Regions from separate parts of the Homo sapiens genome. Here region 2 is linked to region 1. The links are chromatin loops, found by intact Hi-C in ENCODE. Cell type or tissue: heart right ventricle. All regions are shown on one strand. Links, peaks and the distances in the headings refer to the core of each region. The heading gives the core; the rest is flanking DNA.

What was found. Hi-C counts contacts between places; a loop is a spot of excess contacts. Peaks named below come from ENCODE experiments on the same cell type or tissue, not always from the same donor. Only the 100,000 strongest peaks of a DNase experiment are listed, where the experiment ranks them.
Region 2: it touches region 1 in a loop (2.7-fold over the local background); 2 of 110 quality-filtered maps call a loop at or near these places.

The regions. Positions count from the first base shown.
Region 1 is chr12:29,541,315-29,549,652 of GRCh38, forward strand. All of the region lies in intron 10 of TMTC1 (transmembrane O-mannosyltransferase targeting cadherins 1), which reads right to left. The region is part of intron 5 of LOC105369714 (a long non-coding RNA gene); the gene reads left to right. Among named protein-coding and RNA genes, the nearest start is that of OVCH1, 48 kb to the left of the region's middle. In heart right ventricle, for the core only: no CTCF peak of the experiment used is centred there; no DNase peak of the experiment used is centred there; H3K4me3 peaks cover 687 bases; H3K27ac peaks cover 2,089 bases.
Region 2 is chr12:30,818,890-30,827,227 of GRCh38, forward strand. No RefSeq gene overlaps it. Among named protein-coding and RNA genes, the nearest start is that of LINC00941, 27 kb to the left of the region's middle. In heart right ventricle, for the core only: CTCF peaks have their summits at 3,566 and 4,442; DNase peaks (open chromatin) are centred at 3,672, 4,209 and 4,369; H3K4me3 peaks cover 2,106 bases; H3K27ac peaks cover 1,881 bases.

The DNA of each region.
Region 1 (8,338 bases), core at 203-8,202:
AGCACAGACTTAAAAACCAGAAGGACTGGCGTCTCACTCTACATCTACCACTTACTAGCTGTGTTTCCTTAGGCAAATTATCTGACCCCCATGCATCTCAGGCACTTGGTAGGTACTGTCTATGTTTTGGCTTTTATTATTAACTCATTTAATGTTTCTAAAAATCACCCATTGAAACCTATTCTTTTCTTAATTTTTAAAACCAAGGAGAATGTGCCATTTTTGATATAGTCTCTCCTAAATAATATCCTTCCACATTTCAAACCATTCATAAAAAGCTTGGGTTACACATCAGAGAAATTTTTCTTTGTTTCTGATACCACAATAGTTTTTCACTGTTGCTTTTTTTTTTTTTTTTTTTTGAGACAGAGTCTTGCTCTGTCGCCCAGGCTGGAGTGCAGTGGAGCAATCTCAGCTCACTGCAACCTCCGCCTCCCAGGTTCAAGCAATTCTCCTGCCTCAGTCACCCAAGTAGCTGGGATTACAGGCACACACCACCACGCCCAGCTAACTTTTGTATTTTTAGGAGAGACGGTGTTTCACCATGTTGGCCAGGATGATCTCAATCTCTTGACCTCGTGATCCGCCTGCCTCGGCCTCCCAAAGTACTGGGATTACAGGCATGAGCCACCTCACCTGGCCCCACAATAGATTTTTAATCTAATAATTATCATACCTAAATTCATAGCATTGTATTAATTTAGCCATTTAGACCGAATTGACAAGTCAATTTCAAAGGGGAAAAATATTAAAATAACTTTTCTTCTCTGAACTGACCAAGTCCATGGGTCATTTCTCTGAGTTATATTGAAAGGCCAGAGTTAACTAGCCCATAATTGGTGAAAAATAGATAAAATCGAACATCAGTATATATCCTGTCCAATCAGGCACAGACACACTTTGATTTTGGAGTCACAGAAAACTCTGAATCCCTTTAAGAACTCATGTGATACTAAAGACACCAAGAACAACAAGGACTCTCAGAGCTTCTGGTAGAGGGTTCAACCGGCACTGATGGAACTCTTGGGGATCCCTGCATAGGTAAAAAGTGCAGGTAAGCGTAAAACTGCTCCAGAATTTGGCAATATTATTGCCCTGCAGCATCTGGAATTTCCTTAACTGCTAAACAGCATCACCAGCTGACGACTGATAATAATCCTCCGTGATCTAAAATATTTTGTCTTTACTTCTCTCTTAAATCAACACTTCTGAAATTCTGGTGCGTAAAACTCTCCAGGTGTTTGGTAAAGTGCAGAATGCCAGGACTGATAAGATTCAGCAGGTCTTGGTGGGGCCCAGGAATCATTAGGATTCTAAGCCTCTCAGGTGATTCTGCTTAGCATGGATCAATTGATCCTGCAGAGGAGGCTAAATATAATAGGATGCTGAAAGCTAAAAAGACAGGATAAAGAAGACTTCCCTGGGACAATCTGACCAAAAGAGAAAGGTGGCACTGGCTGGTTAATTTGCCCCATGAAAGATACTCCTGGATACCAGGAAATGTGGCAGGATGGGGTTGGGCAGAGTAGAACTCTGGGGTAATACTGCAATGAAAAGAGGCAGTTTTCTCTCTCATAGGGGCTGTATTGTGAATATCCTTGATTGCATATCCAAGTCTTAGCTCCTGTGTTATCCATCATAACAAAAATAAAAATCTCCTAATATTTTGCAGCAAAACTCAACTCTCTCATGTTTCCCCCGGGAGCTTCCAAAAGGCTAAAAAATTCCCGAGAATGTGTTCCTGGGACCAGTGACATCATCATTAATTTCATAAGAGAAACATTAAGTAGAAATTAGATCTTGTTTAGAATGTACGAATTTTGCCATTAAACACTTGTAGTTTCACAGGGAATTTTCCCTTTGGTTACACAGCATTGGGACTGTTTTTCCTGTGTGTTAAGTAAAAACATTTGCATCGTGTCACTTTCATGGCTCCATGTCAGTGACAGATATTTAGCAAAAGCAAACAAGGTTTCGCCACATTTTTCTTTTAGTAATTAAGTACTGGGTAAGTTTGTCAATTTAGAGAACTTTTTGGATTCCTGTCTAAAGTCTCATGACATATTCATTTAAACTGAAAGTAGATGCTTGCTTTGAAAAAGTATTGACATTTGGGGAGAACGTAGGAAATGCCAGTAACAGAAATAAATGGATTTGGCGACCCTCTTGGTGGCAGTAAAATTTCCCATTAACCACAGTGTGAACTTGGAATGCTGGGCAGACCTCTTAATTACTATTCCTTTGTCGGGGTGTCTGTTGTTGTTGGATTCAAAATTGATGTTCCCAACAAATGAAAAAGATCATGGTTTTTTTTGGCATACTGACTTTACCAGCTCTTCTAAAAAACTGAATTGTGAAAGTCAAATTGTAAACGTCTGACTGAGATGATCTTTACAGAGCACACATGTTTCTGTAGCTCTACTATCTTTCCTGTACAGAAAGAAAAGAAAATCAGATTATATTCTATGTAGCTTCCTTTAGATTCAAGTTTACTGAGCACACCTGGGAAATGTAATGGAAATATAGCATCTAGTTTACTAGGGGTTCACCCTAATTTTTCTGCTTGACTTTCTACAGAAGCCACGTGGAACTGTGTGGAGGACACAGATTCATATTATGTGGTTAAAAGAATTTTAAAAAATATTTTCGCCAGGTGCAGTGGCTCATGCCTGTAATCTCAATACTTTGGGAGGCCAAGGTGGGCAGATCACCTGAGGTCAGGAGTTTGAGACCAGCCTGGCCAACATGGTGAAACCCCATCTCTACTAAAAATACAAAAATTAGCTGGGCGTGGTGGTGGCGCCTGTAATCCCAGCTACTCGGGAGGCTGAGGCAGGAGAATCACTTGAACCCAGAGGCAGAGGTTGCAGTGAGCTGAGATCATGCCACTGCACTCCAGCCTGGGCAACAGAAGCAAAACTCCATCTCAAAAAAAAAAAAAAAAGTCAATTCACAGTCAAACTCATTAGACAGAGTGGCGCAAAAGTGGCACTGGCCTAACAGTTAACATTCAGAGAATAGGCCACTTGCCTCCCTCCCACCCCCCATCCTACCCTTCTCCCACCTGGAAACTGAGAAATGGTAAGATGGAGTCACAGGGCAGCAGAAATGGAGATGCAGCTCACACACACACCTCACACTGGGGATGGCACAGAGTAGGTCCTGAGGAAATGTTAGTCCTGAGTTCCTCTCCTTTGTTTCTTTGGAACGACTCTTGGTGTCTATCGTCATCCAGATGAGGTCACTGCTCTGCACCCAGGCAGTGGAACACCTGCCCCACTGTGCCTTCCTCTGCATCTGCAGGGCTGGTTCTGCGCATGGGGGCGGGCTGGGATAAACTAGTCCCAAGCCAGTTTCACTTCAAAGTGTATGCAAATATATATGCTAAATCCTTTCAAGATTAAGGGAAAGTGTAAAACAATGCTCCCAGGTAGGGACCTAAAAGGGAAGGCAGCTGAGAATAACTTAATTTAGTCAGGATTCATTTGCCCCATAGCTAAAAGGATGCTTTGATGATGCAGTTTAATGCGTGTTCCTGGGTTTAGGCTCAGGCTTGGGGTGGTCTAAATCTCAGCTCTGCCCTCACCAGTTGAATGATGTGTTAGATGCTTCATCTCTAGGAGCCCCAGTGGCCAAAGAGAAATGTGCTTATTATTAAATAATCTCTACCTCTCTAGGTTCCTGTAAGAGTGGAGTAAAAGAACATGAGTGATATGCTTAGCCGAGTGTCTGGCACATAGTAGGAGGCAATAAATGCTAACTCCACTTGCTCCTTTCTCCTCTCCAGCAAGATTCCCAGCTCAAATTTCTACCAGAAGCCTCACAGATGGGTTTTTTTTTTTCAGCAGAGGCAGGATGCTATTACAATGCAAGTACTTCCTCTGGAGAGAAAAGGGACTTTCAAGTTCTTCTCTGGTCTTCTTTTTCTTTTACTTCTCAGTTAAAAGACCAGAAACCTGTAGTTGTAGTTAAAACCACAGATTCTTGCAGCTGGATAATTCTATGAGATCACTTGTTCTCACCCTTTGTTTTAAAGAGATGGAGGCCGGGCACAATGGCTCACGCCTATAATCCCAGCATTTTGGGAGGCTGAGGAAGACGGATCATTTGAGGTCAGGAGTTCGAGACCAGCCTGGCTAACATGGTGAAACCCTGTCTCTATTAAAAATACAAAAATTAGCCAAGCATAGTGGCTCATGCCTGTAGTCCCAGCTACTCAGGAGGCTGAGGCAGGAGAATCACTAAAACCTGGAGGTTGCAGTGAGCTGAGATCAGCCCACTGCACTCCAGTCTGGGCAACAGAGCAAGACTCTGTCACACACACACACACACACACACACACACACACACACACACACACACGGATAGAAACTAAGCCTCAGCAAAGTTTAAATTTCCCCGAGCTGTTCAACTGCAGGGGTAGAAAATGCATTATCTACTTCTGATTCATTGCATATTTTATACCAAGGACCTGAGTTTCAAATTGAAAGTGAGAAATTATGTCCCTGGGCTGATGATAATTAATAATAGTTAAAGCTTATTTCATCTTCATTGGGTAATAGGGCCTATGTTGAGGACTTACACGCATTATTGTATTTAGTACTCATGAAAGATGTAGTTACTAGTATTATTTGCACTTTATACACGAGCAGTTGGAGGCACTGCAAGGTAAAATCCTTTTCCCAAGGTCACATGTAATTTTGCAGTAGAACTGAGACTCAAACTCACTAAGCTCTCCCAGCTGCTAGTCTTGAGGAGAACACACAGGAGGTGGTAGTGAGGCAGCATGATGTGGCAGAAAGCACTGGCATCAGTTTCCTGGCCCTGGGCTCTCTCCTCACGTGATTCTCAGTCTGTAATGGGAGAGTGATGGGCTTGTCCTAGACAACTGGTGTGGGCAGGCTCATGAGACATGAGAAGTGCTGAGCAGAGTGCCATTTAAGTGCCAGTTACTGTTGTCCCTGTCACTTGCAGGAGGAGGGTGGCCAGAAAGCTGAGGGAAGAGAGCCCTGCTATGCTGGCCGGCAGACAAGAGGCAAGGCATGAAAACACCAAACTAAGGGAACTGGGCCCTATATCAGGAGGGTACAAATGGGAGGGAGGTTGGCAGAATTGCTAAGGAGTCACCAAGAAGGGAAGGGGCCTTATTTCATGCTTCCTGGGACAGACCCTGCAGGCCACAGACAGGGGTGGAACATGCATATTCCTCTTTCTGTCCTTCCTATTTCTCTTCCTGGCCTACACAGAGCATTTTTAGATTTAAAAGCCTTTTGATTATGTCTAACAGCCTATATGCCAAATTTAATTGTCTGGGTAAAGTTGATCTCCTACTGGGCTTTAGAAAAAATGTTCAGGCACTTGGTACCCTAAAGTAAGACAAATGTATGCAGAAAGAAATTTTCAATGATTATCCACATTTCTCTTATTCTTTTAATTGAATCAGACTAGTCCCAGCTACTCGGGAGGCTGAGGCAGGAGGATCGCTTCAGCCCAGGAGTTTGGAAGTTTGAAGCTGTTGTGTGCTATGATCGCACCTGTGAATAGCCACTGAACTCCAGCCTGGGCAACATAGTGAGTCCTTTTCTCTTAAAAAAAAAATTCCTCTTTCACCTTGAGTTATTCCAAAAATTATTCCTTTTTCACCTATATCTTGAGTCATCCCAAGTCTTTCAGGCAGCACAGGAGCTCAAGGGGACAAGATAACAAAGGATTCCGGGAAAGATTGTAAAGGGTGAATGGGGTGGGAAAATGATTTTCAGGACAAGGGAGACTACTGAAACTCTTGCACTTGACAAAGCAGTCTGGCCTGTTTAATTATCCTCTGTTAGAAATATTTATGCAATGAAGGAAAATGATGACATTCCAACTCCTTCAAGAGAATGTAAACAAAAACCAGGGGATTCCTCAAAGCTTGCTCCCACCCAGCACTTCCTGGGCAGCTCTGTCTTCAGGTCTCCGCGGTGTTTACTGCAGTCATTACAAAAGGAAAAGGAAAGATTGAGAGAAGATTCCTTGCAAAGCACATGATGGATTTAAAACAACGCAACCTCAACTCATTAGTAATCACAGTATAAATGAGTGGAGTTGCAGTAGGGGAGAGGGACTCACAAAAATAGTTTAATCATTAGCAATCTGTTTACATACAAACAACTGCCAAATCTTGAGTAAGTACATAGACATTCTCGTTATTTCCCAGTAACTTAATTTTGGACAGCCACTGACCATGAAATGATAAAAATGTAAATGAAACCACATTTTAAATGAACTAGGAAAGTTCTCTATTTAAAACCTCAGTCACAGTCTCTAAAATGTAACCTGGCAGGTTAGTATTTCTCATACATTGACAAATGGCCAATCTGGCTGGGGTCTGGGTTTACACAATATGGGAGAGGAGTGAAGAATAAGGAGGAAAGTGGCAGGATTATGGAAAGCCCTGAATGCTAAGACATTTGGACTCTATGTGTGTACGCAATGGATATGAAGTGAATTTCTTAGCTGTCCCTAAATTTATAGGAAGGGTCGAAGAAGAGCAGATGTTGGATTTGGAAGAGCAAAATAATGCACTGTGATAGAAGCAATGAAATAAAGAGCTTCAAAATCAGAAGGAGATCAACAGTGTCATATTCTTCACTGCAGAGAAACTAAGGGAGTAAAAGCTGGCAGAGCAGTGAATGCACTAGACAGCTGTGTGAACAGGTGCAAAGGAGAAGCACCAGGCGCTAACCATTCTTCTTGCCAATTTGATCAAAAGCAAAGAGTGAAGACAACAACTGGAGGGAGCGCCTCAACTGAGAAAGATTCCCTAGGGGGATCTGGGGCATGCTGAAGTTGTGGACTGGAGAGAATTTGAAGACCTAAGAGAGAGCCTGTGGTAATAGAAGAGGAGAGAAATAGAATCAGGAACACATGTGGATTCTACATTAATGACCACTAATGGCTAAAACACAGCACCAAATGTTCAAAAGGATATGGAGCAAATGAATCTTTCCCCATTGCTGATGGAGTGAAAAATGGCACAATTATTTTGGAGAACTGTTTGTCAATTGATATGGTTTGGCTGTGTCCCCACCCAAATCTCATCTTGAATTGCAGCTCCCATAATCCCCACATGTTGTGAGAGGGACCCGGTGGGAAGTAATTGGATCATGGGGGCAGGTTTTCCCCATGTTGTTGCCCTGATAGTGAATAAGTCTCATGGAGATCTGATGGTTTTATAAAGTACAGTTCCCCTGCACACACTCTCTTGCCTGCTGCCATGTAAGATGTGTCTTTGCTCCTGCTTCACCTTGCACCATAATGGTGAGGCCTCCCCAACCATGTGAAACTGTGAATCCATTAAACCTCTTTTTCTTCATAAATTACCCAGTCTCAGGTATGTCTTTATTAGCAATATGAGAACAGACTAATACAGTAATTTCTGAAAACATTAAAGAAACACCCAAATTCTACACCTATATTTATATATTTATATATTACATATAAATATATAAGTATAAAGGTTATATATTGCTTGATTATATCACTTATCTAAAATATATAATATATAAATATATAAATTATATAAAATTAATATACAATATATAATTATTAATATATTTATTTACATATTATATAATATGTAAATAATATATAATATGTATGACATATTTAAATAAATTAAATATATAAATTAAATTAAATATATAAATTATATATTATATATTATATGTTATATATTTATATATTATTTATATAAATAAATATATATTTACCCAAGAAAAATGAACATACAAAGATTGGGAAGTGAATATTCACAACAGCTTTATTCGTAATAACCCATACCTGTAAACAAACAAGTATCCACCCACAGTAAATGGATAAACAAATTATCTAAGATTAATTTCAATAGAATACTACTCAGCAATAAAAAGTAATATGTAACAACATGGATAAGACTAAAAAATTGTGCTAAATGAAAATATCCAGATGCCAAAAATACATACCAAATTATCACTTTAAAATAAAGTTCTAGGCCAAACTAACTTATCGTAAAAAAAATAAAATCAGAACAGTGATTGCCTCAGGGGAGGTGGAAACTTACTGGAAGGAGGTATGGAAGGTCTTTCTGGGGTGATGGAAATTGTCTACGTTATTTTGGGAATAATTATAAGAGCACATAAAATTGTCAAAACTCATTGCACTGAAGACTTAAGATTTGTGCATTTTAATACATGTTAGTTATGCCTCAATTTAAAAAAAAACACACAAACACAGGTATAAACACTAGCCTCATGAAGGAGGCAAGATATTAATAAGGCTTTCTTCTATGGGAGAGCAAAGCAAGCAGGAGTCTACGAAC
Region 2 (8,338 bases), core at 147-8,146, 1.3 Mb after region 1:
CTGTGGGTATGAGTGGGAAAGGTGAGGGGATCATAACTGGCAGGACCCTGGGAGTTGTGGGCAGGAGCCCACCCCATAGCCCATGCCACTGTCCAGTGAGACCTGGGAATGAAAAATTCAAAAGAGAAGGCAGCAGAAAACTTTTGAGAGAGAGAAAGATAGAGAGAGAGAGAGAGAGAGAGAAAGAGAGAGAGAGTGTGTGTGTGTTGGGTCTGTCAAAACTCCAAATTTCCATCTAGGGGCCAAATATACAGCAAGAACCAGTTGTCAGTTCAAAAGGGCCCCCATCACCATCATAACTAGAATCTTAGCAGCGCAGTGGTAGAAACCTTGGGAAACTAGAAAAAGGATGTTACCTAAAGTCAATTTCTAGAAGACCTTTATGGCAATGAAAAGGAACCAAGAAAATCTAGATGGGCTGAACTTGGAGAACCACAAAGACTCTTGTTTCTAGACTCTAGAAACAGTTAATCTGGGAGTTACTGACACTTTCTCCACTTTTTCATGAATCAGTCCATGAAAGCACAACTCATCGTCATTGAGGAATGGATGATGGTCTATTTTAATTTCTAGCTTGCTGATACAAGTGCCAAGAGGGGCTGAACACTGGGACTACAAGAGATTCAATGAGCCAATTCAGGGTGAATAGTTGGGTCCTATTTTCCCCAAAGCAGTTGCTTTTCAACCATCATTGTCAAAATACATTTGAAGGACACAACACCATAGGGCAATGTTCTAGGGAGATGCAAACTAGCATAAGAGTTGCCCCCACAAAATTTGTTTCCACCACTGTGAGCTCCTGCTTGCTGCCTCCTCCCTTGTCCTGGTCCCCTCCATGGCAGCTGGAGGAAAGCCTGGTCTAAAGTGAGGAAAGGATAGAGAAATGAGCATGACAGAGTTGATTTTTGGATGAACAATGGTTTCACCCAGTTTCCCTTCTTGAGCCCCTGATGTCTGCGTTTGAGTAGAGCAGAGGCTTGGAGTGAGGAGGCCCCTCCCTCCAGCCAGCCTGAGACTACTTCCATACTCTCAGTCAGTGCACATTTTCCCCAGGAAACCAATGACAGAAGTCCATGCTGTGGCAATAAAGAGAAGGTCAGCCACCTCTTCTGTGGAGGATTCTGATGCCAGCTCAGGGACACAGAGGCTGGTCAGAATGCCTCCCTACACCTCACAGTGAAGCATTGTTCTTGGAGAAGTATGAAGCCAAAGAACCCAAAACGAGTGGATAGAGTGAAGACAAGAATAAAACACGTCAGGCAGGGCATGGTGGCTCATGTCTGTAATCCCAGCACTTTGGGAGGCCAAGATAGGCAGATCACCTGAGGTCAGGAGTTTGAGATCAGCCTGGTCAACATGGTGAAACCCAGTCTCTACTAAAAATACAAAAATTAGCTGGGCATGGTCGTGGGCACCTGTAATCCCAGCTGCTCGGGAGGCTGAGGCAGGAGAATCTCTTGAACCTGGGAGGTGGAGGTTGCAGTGAACCAAGATCACGCCATTGCACTCCAGCCTGGGCAACAAGAGTGAAACTCCATCTCAAAAAACAACAGAAAGAATAAAACAGGTCTTGGTTTCACAAAGTAAGACGTGGTACAAATATACCTATCACATGATTTTAGAAAAATTGAGGGAAATGGAAGCAAACACAAGATATTCAAAACAGCAATGTCCTAACTTGTTTGCAGATACCAGAATAATGACTTACAGATACCAGAATAATGAGGGAGAAGGAAAGGGAAAAATCAGTTGGGGAATACTTGGACTGCAAAAGCAGCCTGCCTCAAAAGTCAGAGCAACAGGAAAACACACTCACACACACACACACACACACACACACAAAACAAACAAACAAAAACAAACATGGGTAAAACCTCAGGCTGCACATGCACACAGATAAGCAGACAGGGTCCTGCAGAGAAGCCCATTGTTCTTTGTATAATTAGCAAACTCCCAGGAAAAAGTTTCTTCCCCTTTTCAGGCATATACACGGTGGGCTCCACAGAAACTGGCACAGGGAGGAGGGGGACTTACCTAAAACAAACCCACAGTTATATAAATAAGAGAAGTGGCGCTTTGTGCCTGCCTAAAGACATACCTACAGCTGCATAAGGGGAATTGCACGGACAGCTTTACTGGTAAAAAGTTACTAAAACAGTTACAGGGAGGAGAGCAGTTGCTTATAGAAGTTTACTGCAATCAGCTGCAACCTGGCAATCCACTCGGACTCCCCTCTGCTGCGGAGAGCTTTCTTCTTTAGCTTATTAAACTTTTGCTCCAACCTCATCCTTGTATCCACATTCCTTAACCTTCTTGGATGTAGGACAAAGAACCCTGGGTACTAGTTCAAACAATGAGAAACTGCTACAATAAGATGCATCAGTGAGACTGCAACAATACCTTTGCTCATCATACAAATTAAAAGAAAAATCATTCCCTTTCCCTCAATCACATAGAGAAAAGCACTTAAGTGTTCAGAAGTAACCCTTGTCACACTCCAAATACAAAATGATTTACATGCAGCAAATTACACAAGAAGTGAATTAAAATATAATCATTATATTCACTTGGCACAATTGTAACTCCATTAAAAAAAATTTGAAAAATACTGAAACTGACCTGAATTTAAGTTTCTTCAACAGAAACATTAGCAAAGTAATAAAAAATTACATGAGATGTATCGAAGCAAAATGCCTTCTTGAGTTTTTCCCTTAAATTTCTCTGTGTTTTTTTAAAATATAGTTTTAATGCCAAGGGAACTCACAACTATATTTTAAAATGAATATTATTGCATTGTTTTTGCATTATCTTGTGGGACAGAAATGCAAAGAGTTATGGATTACCACCTTAGAAGTAGAGACAGTGGTCTGTTTTTGTATTCAAACGGTCCCAGATTTAGATCTCCGCACAATTAAACCAGAATAGGGGGATTGTGTACTCACAGGTGCCATGGGCACACGATATGGGTGCATACACATTTGGACATATGTACACAACCTACTACATACACACATGTGTAACACACACAAAGACTCTCTCACCCATGCTCCTCCCTCCCACACCTACCTATACACCCAGGGTAAAATGGAACCCAACTCAATTACCTATATTGTGCAAGATATATCAAGTGCATTGCCAATTACCTTTACATTAGAAAACTAAACCAAGCCAGGAAAAAAAAAAAGGATTACTACTTAAGGGATTTATAACAAATTATTGGGCATACACAATACTTAGTATAATTCTCCAACAAAGGCTTCTATTGAACCCTACCTGGGTAAAGGAAACCACAACCATTTAAATAATACAAGAAAACCAAACCCGAGTTACACTGGCAAAAGTGAAAACAAAGTGGGTGGCTACAGGACTTTGTAAACACTCTCCTTCCTCTCCTCTCCTCTGGGAAAATAAAAACCAAAAAAAAAAAAAAAAAAAAAAAAAGCCCAAAACAAATCAAAAAATGAAAACTGCAAGAAAAGTGTCAAACCACAAAACAAAAGAGCGCTCCACAGAAGCTCAGCACATCTTCATTTGGTGGGCGCTGGTGCCCTTTCCCTGTGGGCGGCGCCAGCTCCTTTCTCGGCTGCCTGCCCAGCTGCTGGGCTGGAGCTCCGCGTGCTGGGTGTAGGTCAAGTGATCCCGTCGCGGGCGGGCGGAGGTGGCCGGGCAGCCGCCGCTGTGCCCGGGTCTGGGGTGAGCTGCACTGCTGCCCTGGGCCCCGGCTCCCACGCCTGTTTCCCGGAGCTCCGCGGCTCCGGCTGCTTCGCCCTCCCTCTGTGGGCTGGGCTGGGGTCCTCGCGAGAAGTCCTGCCCCGCTCCCTTCTCCAAATCCACAGGCCCTGTTTCTCTGGAGACAGGGAGGCTCATACAGGATATGTGCAAATGCTTTTATTACAAGCTGAGTTGAAAGACACCCGTTTGCTCTCGGGTCCTTTTGGTGAGCGCCGCAGGAAGCCGGGCTCCTCTCTCCCCAGAGGCGGCCGCAGGTTCGCGGCGCAGGGCCTGCAGTGCCAGGAGCAGGCAGGGGCCTCTGCCCTCCCCTTCGTCCCTGATCTCCCGCCTCCTCCTCACCCGCCGTCTCTGCGAACTCACCCTGGGCTGCGGCCTTTCTTCCCTCAAAGCAGGCCCTTTACACACCGGACTCCGCGTCTTGTCCCAATACAAATACATGAAAATGCGGTTCCTCAGGTGGCGAGAACAGTGAGCACTTCTGAAGCAAGCCCATTAGGAACATTGAAGTAAATCTGAAGCCTAACGCCCCGGCGCCCTGACTACCGGCTGCCGAGCGGACTCTGCGGTCCCGCAGCTTCCCTGCACTCGCGGCCCTGGACGCGCATCTCCCAGGCTTTTCTGCGCTGGCCCCTGCCGGCATTGGCCAGGTCCCCGCAGTTCACTAAAGGCAAGAGGGCCTCTGCAGGGCTCCGCGGGGCGCCCCGCTGAGGACGCTGTGGGCCTCGCACTCCACCTCGTCTCCTGTGCTGTCACAGGCGGAGGCCAGCTTCTGGGTTGAGACCTCTGTGAACTCCGGGTCTTCAGCAAATTGCCCCAGTCCTGAAATCAAAACCTAGGGGGCGGGGTTGGAGGCCATGAAGAATCAAAGGAACATTATCACTGGAGCTCGACTCCTCTAGAGGGTGGCAGTAAGGGGCTTTTGACGCGGAACTTCGCGGGCCAGTGCATGTGTGTGTGCGTGCGTGTGTGTGCGCATGTGTGAGGGGTTGTGAGGGGTGCTTGTAGGAAATGAGCAGAGAGGGAGCATCAACCGAAGGATTAGGGATGTGTAGGCCGGAGAAGAGAAGTTTTGCCTTGGGTATTAAAAGCCATCATCAAACAAAGACTTGGCTCACAGAGGGACGGGGAAGCCTGCCCTGCTGCTTCCTAGGCCTACCCCAGCCTGCCCTTCTCTTCTCTCTGATGCCTTTCGTATTATTCCTCCCAAGAAACCTTCATTCTCCCTGCTGAAACTGTAGCCCCGAGCCCACTGCCCATAGCCAGCTGGCTGTATTTCCTGGGGTGAGGATCCAGAAGTATGCATGGAAACACCGTGCACGCACCTGCTCGGAAGGGCCAGCAGGCGACGCCTAAAACTTCTCCATCCTCCCTGTTGGCAGCTTTATGCCTGGCTACGGGAAAACAAGCTCCTGAGACAAAGGATGGGAGGAAGCCACAGAGCGCACCTCGCACAGCTCCTCCCGGGTGTCTATTCGTCTTTCTCCCAACCCACATCACTCTCTCCTGACGCTGCCTAATTTTACTTTGGAGCTCCTGCCCCTTCCTGACCCGTTGCATACGTGTTTATTTATTATCTGTCTCCCCTCACCACAATGTGAGTCACTAGTGCGGAGGCTCTGTTTCTCAGCTGTGTCCCCGCACCTAGAACAGCACCTGCACATGGTAGGTGCTCAGGAGAGATCTGTGAAATGAATAAAGGATAACAAGGCCACATAAAGCATCAGAGTTTTGGAGTTTCAAGGGACCTTCGAAGCCATCTGGTTTAACTCCCCATCTCCTGCATGACAGCCTGATGACTGATGGGCACCATCTCTGCTTGTATATGTCTAGTGATGGGAGGCTCGCTACTTTTTAGGAAATGCCCCCTCATTTTGGGAGAGCTCAGTTGGGAATGTCTTCCTCATGTCAGCTGAAATGTCCCCGCCTGTCCGTTGAGCTAGTTGCTCCAGGAGCGTGACCCTTTCCCCATGCCTCCCATTGCAGGTGTGAGATGCCCAGCACAGCCTCTGAAGTCATCTCCTTTCCTGGTTTACCTAATTCCTTCAACCAGTTCTCCTATGAAATGGTTCCTAGGGACCTTGCCATCCTGATCATCCTCTTTTGGGTTTGTTCCAATTTGTTGAAGGTCCCTTAAAATATGGTGCCAGGATGCTCTAGATGCTCTCACCAGGCAGAGTACAGTGGAACTGAAAGCTCTCTTGTTCTAGCTAGACAAGCGGCTCTCAAGCTGGCTGTGCGTTAGAATCATCAAAGGGCTTTTAAAAATATCAGTTTCACTTGTCATGGATTTCCAAAGCACCACAGGTGATTCTTATGAGCAGTCAGCATTGAGCACCACAGATCCTGACCTTCTCTGTGCATAAATACAGTCCAAAATCACATTTCCATCTTGTGCAATCACAGCACATGGCTGGCTCATACGATGGAGCCTCGAGGCCTTTCTCGAGGTTTACCGGCCTATGGTAGGGATACTTTTCTCAGTAGCTTCTTTCTCTGCCTGTATCAGGCCCAGCCTCAAGAGAGCCAGTAACATCTTGTGTGGTCATATTTTCCCAAGCCAGCCATCCTTCTATAGCCCTGAGAGGGAAGGGAGGGTCTTTCTGGCTCAGAGGCTTGACATACCATCAGTTTGGAAAGAGCCAGGTTCTCCCTTCTCAGCTCCGCATGCCAAGTCCCCTTGCTGCCCATGGCCTCTCCCTCCCCTGTCTGCTGTGTGATGGGGAGTCATGTACCACTTCACCAGGCTGCTGGCACTGGCATGGAATTGCCTCCTAGGGTCCCAGCCTGGCTGCCCACCATGGAGAAGATAGGCCGGGCTCTTTGGTTTGTGCTGCCAACCCTGTGCCAGGGGGTGGTGTCTTCAGCACAGGAGCTGCAGTGGTTGGACAGGACACTGCTGGTGAGGTCCTTGCTGGACTCAGCCACCTCCCGCACAGGGTGGGAATCAGCTGCAGGGCCTGCCTGGGCTGGGGGCTATGGCAGGGGTGGTGGAGAATGGCCTGGGAATGAGGCAGGGGAATGGCTTCTCTGAAGAAGAGGGCTCAGGCCCACCGCTGAAAATGCCTGTGGACACACAAACAGTGGGAGTTGTTGGGAGTGGTTGGCGCCAGGCAAGGCAGGCCCCTGCTTCTGAGCAACCACTGCTTTGCAGCTGTTGTTTCCAGCTAGTTCCACCCACCTGGGATTCACATGCCATCATTTTCACCCATCTCAATCCTACCTCATCAGACCTGGCATGAGTCTCAACCATCTCAAAATATATTTTATGTTATCTCAGTGCAATGTGGCCTGCTTCTCCTCTAACTTCAGAAAGCTGTGGCTGAGTGGAATCAAGATAATCTGCATTTCAGCCCTGGCCCTGTCACCTAGTAGCTGTGAATTCTCTCACTCTTGGTCTTCTCATCAGTATAATAGAGAATGATGATGCCTGTATCTTCTATAAACCAGAACACAGATGCCCTCTTTATCAATCCACCTTACAGGGTTGGTGTGAGGTTCAAGCAAAATAAGGTCTGTGAAGAAGTACAGTGCACATCTCACAGAGCTAGACCAAACCAGTATTTGCTGTTTTAATTTTTGCAATTAATTGGGCCATTAACAATGCCCCATCAGCCTCTAGCTCAGGTTGTCGTTGATCCATAGTTTAAGTCTTACACTGTATTGTAATCAAACGATTTACATATCGTGTCCTCTGTCCCAGCATGTTCTTGAGCATCCTGAGGGCAGGGACCAGCCTTGACGACCCACCCTGGCAGAGGCTCCCCAGCAGCAGCTGCTCTGACGAGATGTGCTCCCAGGAGAGAGCAACACTGTGTGGGGAAAGCCCAGCTCTGAGAGGCGGAGAAAATGGGAAGATCACCACCTAGGTGGGAGGGCGGAGAAAGGGATAAAGAGGAGTACAAAATAAAGATGACCTTCTTGCCTACCAGCAGGCTGAGAACAGATGGGGGAAATCAACTGTTAGAAATATTTTAGAGTGCAGCAAACCACCATGGCGCATGTGTACCTGTGTAACAAACCTGCACGTTCTGCACATGTATCCCAGAACTTAAAATAAAATAAGTAAAAAAAAAAGAATAATAAAAGAAAAAAGAAATCTTTTAGAATAACGCACACAGTGTCCCCACATTTTGCCACGTCCCTATCCCAGCTCATCATGGTCCCAACCTGGGGCTCCTGGGTCCCTGGAGATCTAGGAAAAGTTTAAGGTATGTTCAATATTTTGGAAAGCCCAGTGGAAATCATACCTTTTTAGGCAACGCCACCTGGGCTAAGCAAAACAGTGCATTTCTTTGACGTCAGTTGGGTCACACTTGTCATCTTATGCAGATTATGAACTTCGATTAGCAGCTGAATGCCTTTGGGTAAAAAAAAAATTATTTAAAGCCTAGGTCCATGTAGGGAATATATAATTAAATGAGTAAAACTTCAGGAAACCAAGGTTTAGACCTCATCTTGCCTGGGGTTAATAGAATGATCTTCGATAACTCTTTAAGTGAGTAGTCCTAAATACCAAGAATACGTTTGGTACTGGCATCTTGCATTTCACTATCTCAGCTAGAGCCAGCCAGGCTGAGAGGGATTCCATCCAGGGAATCTCCCTGAC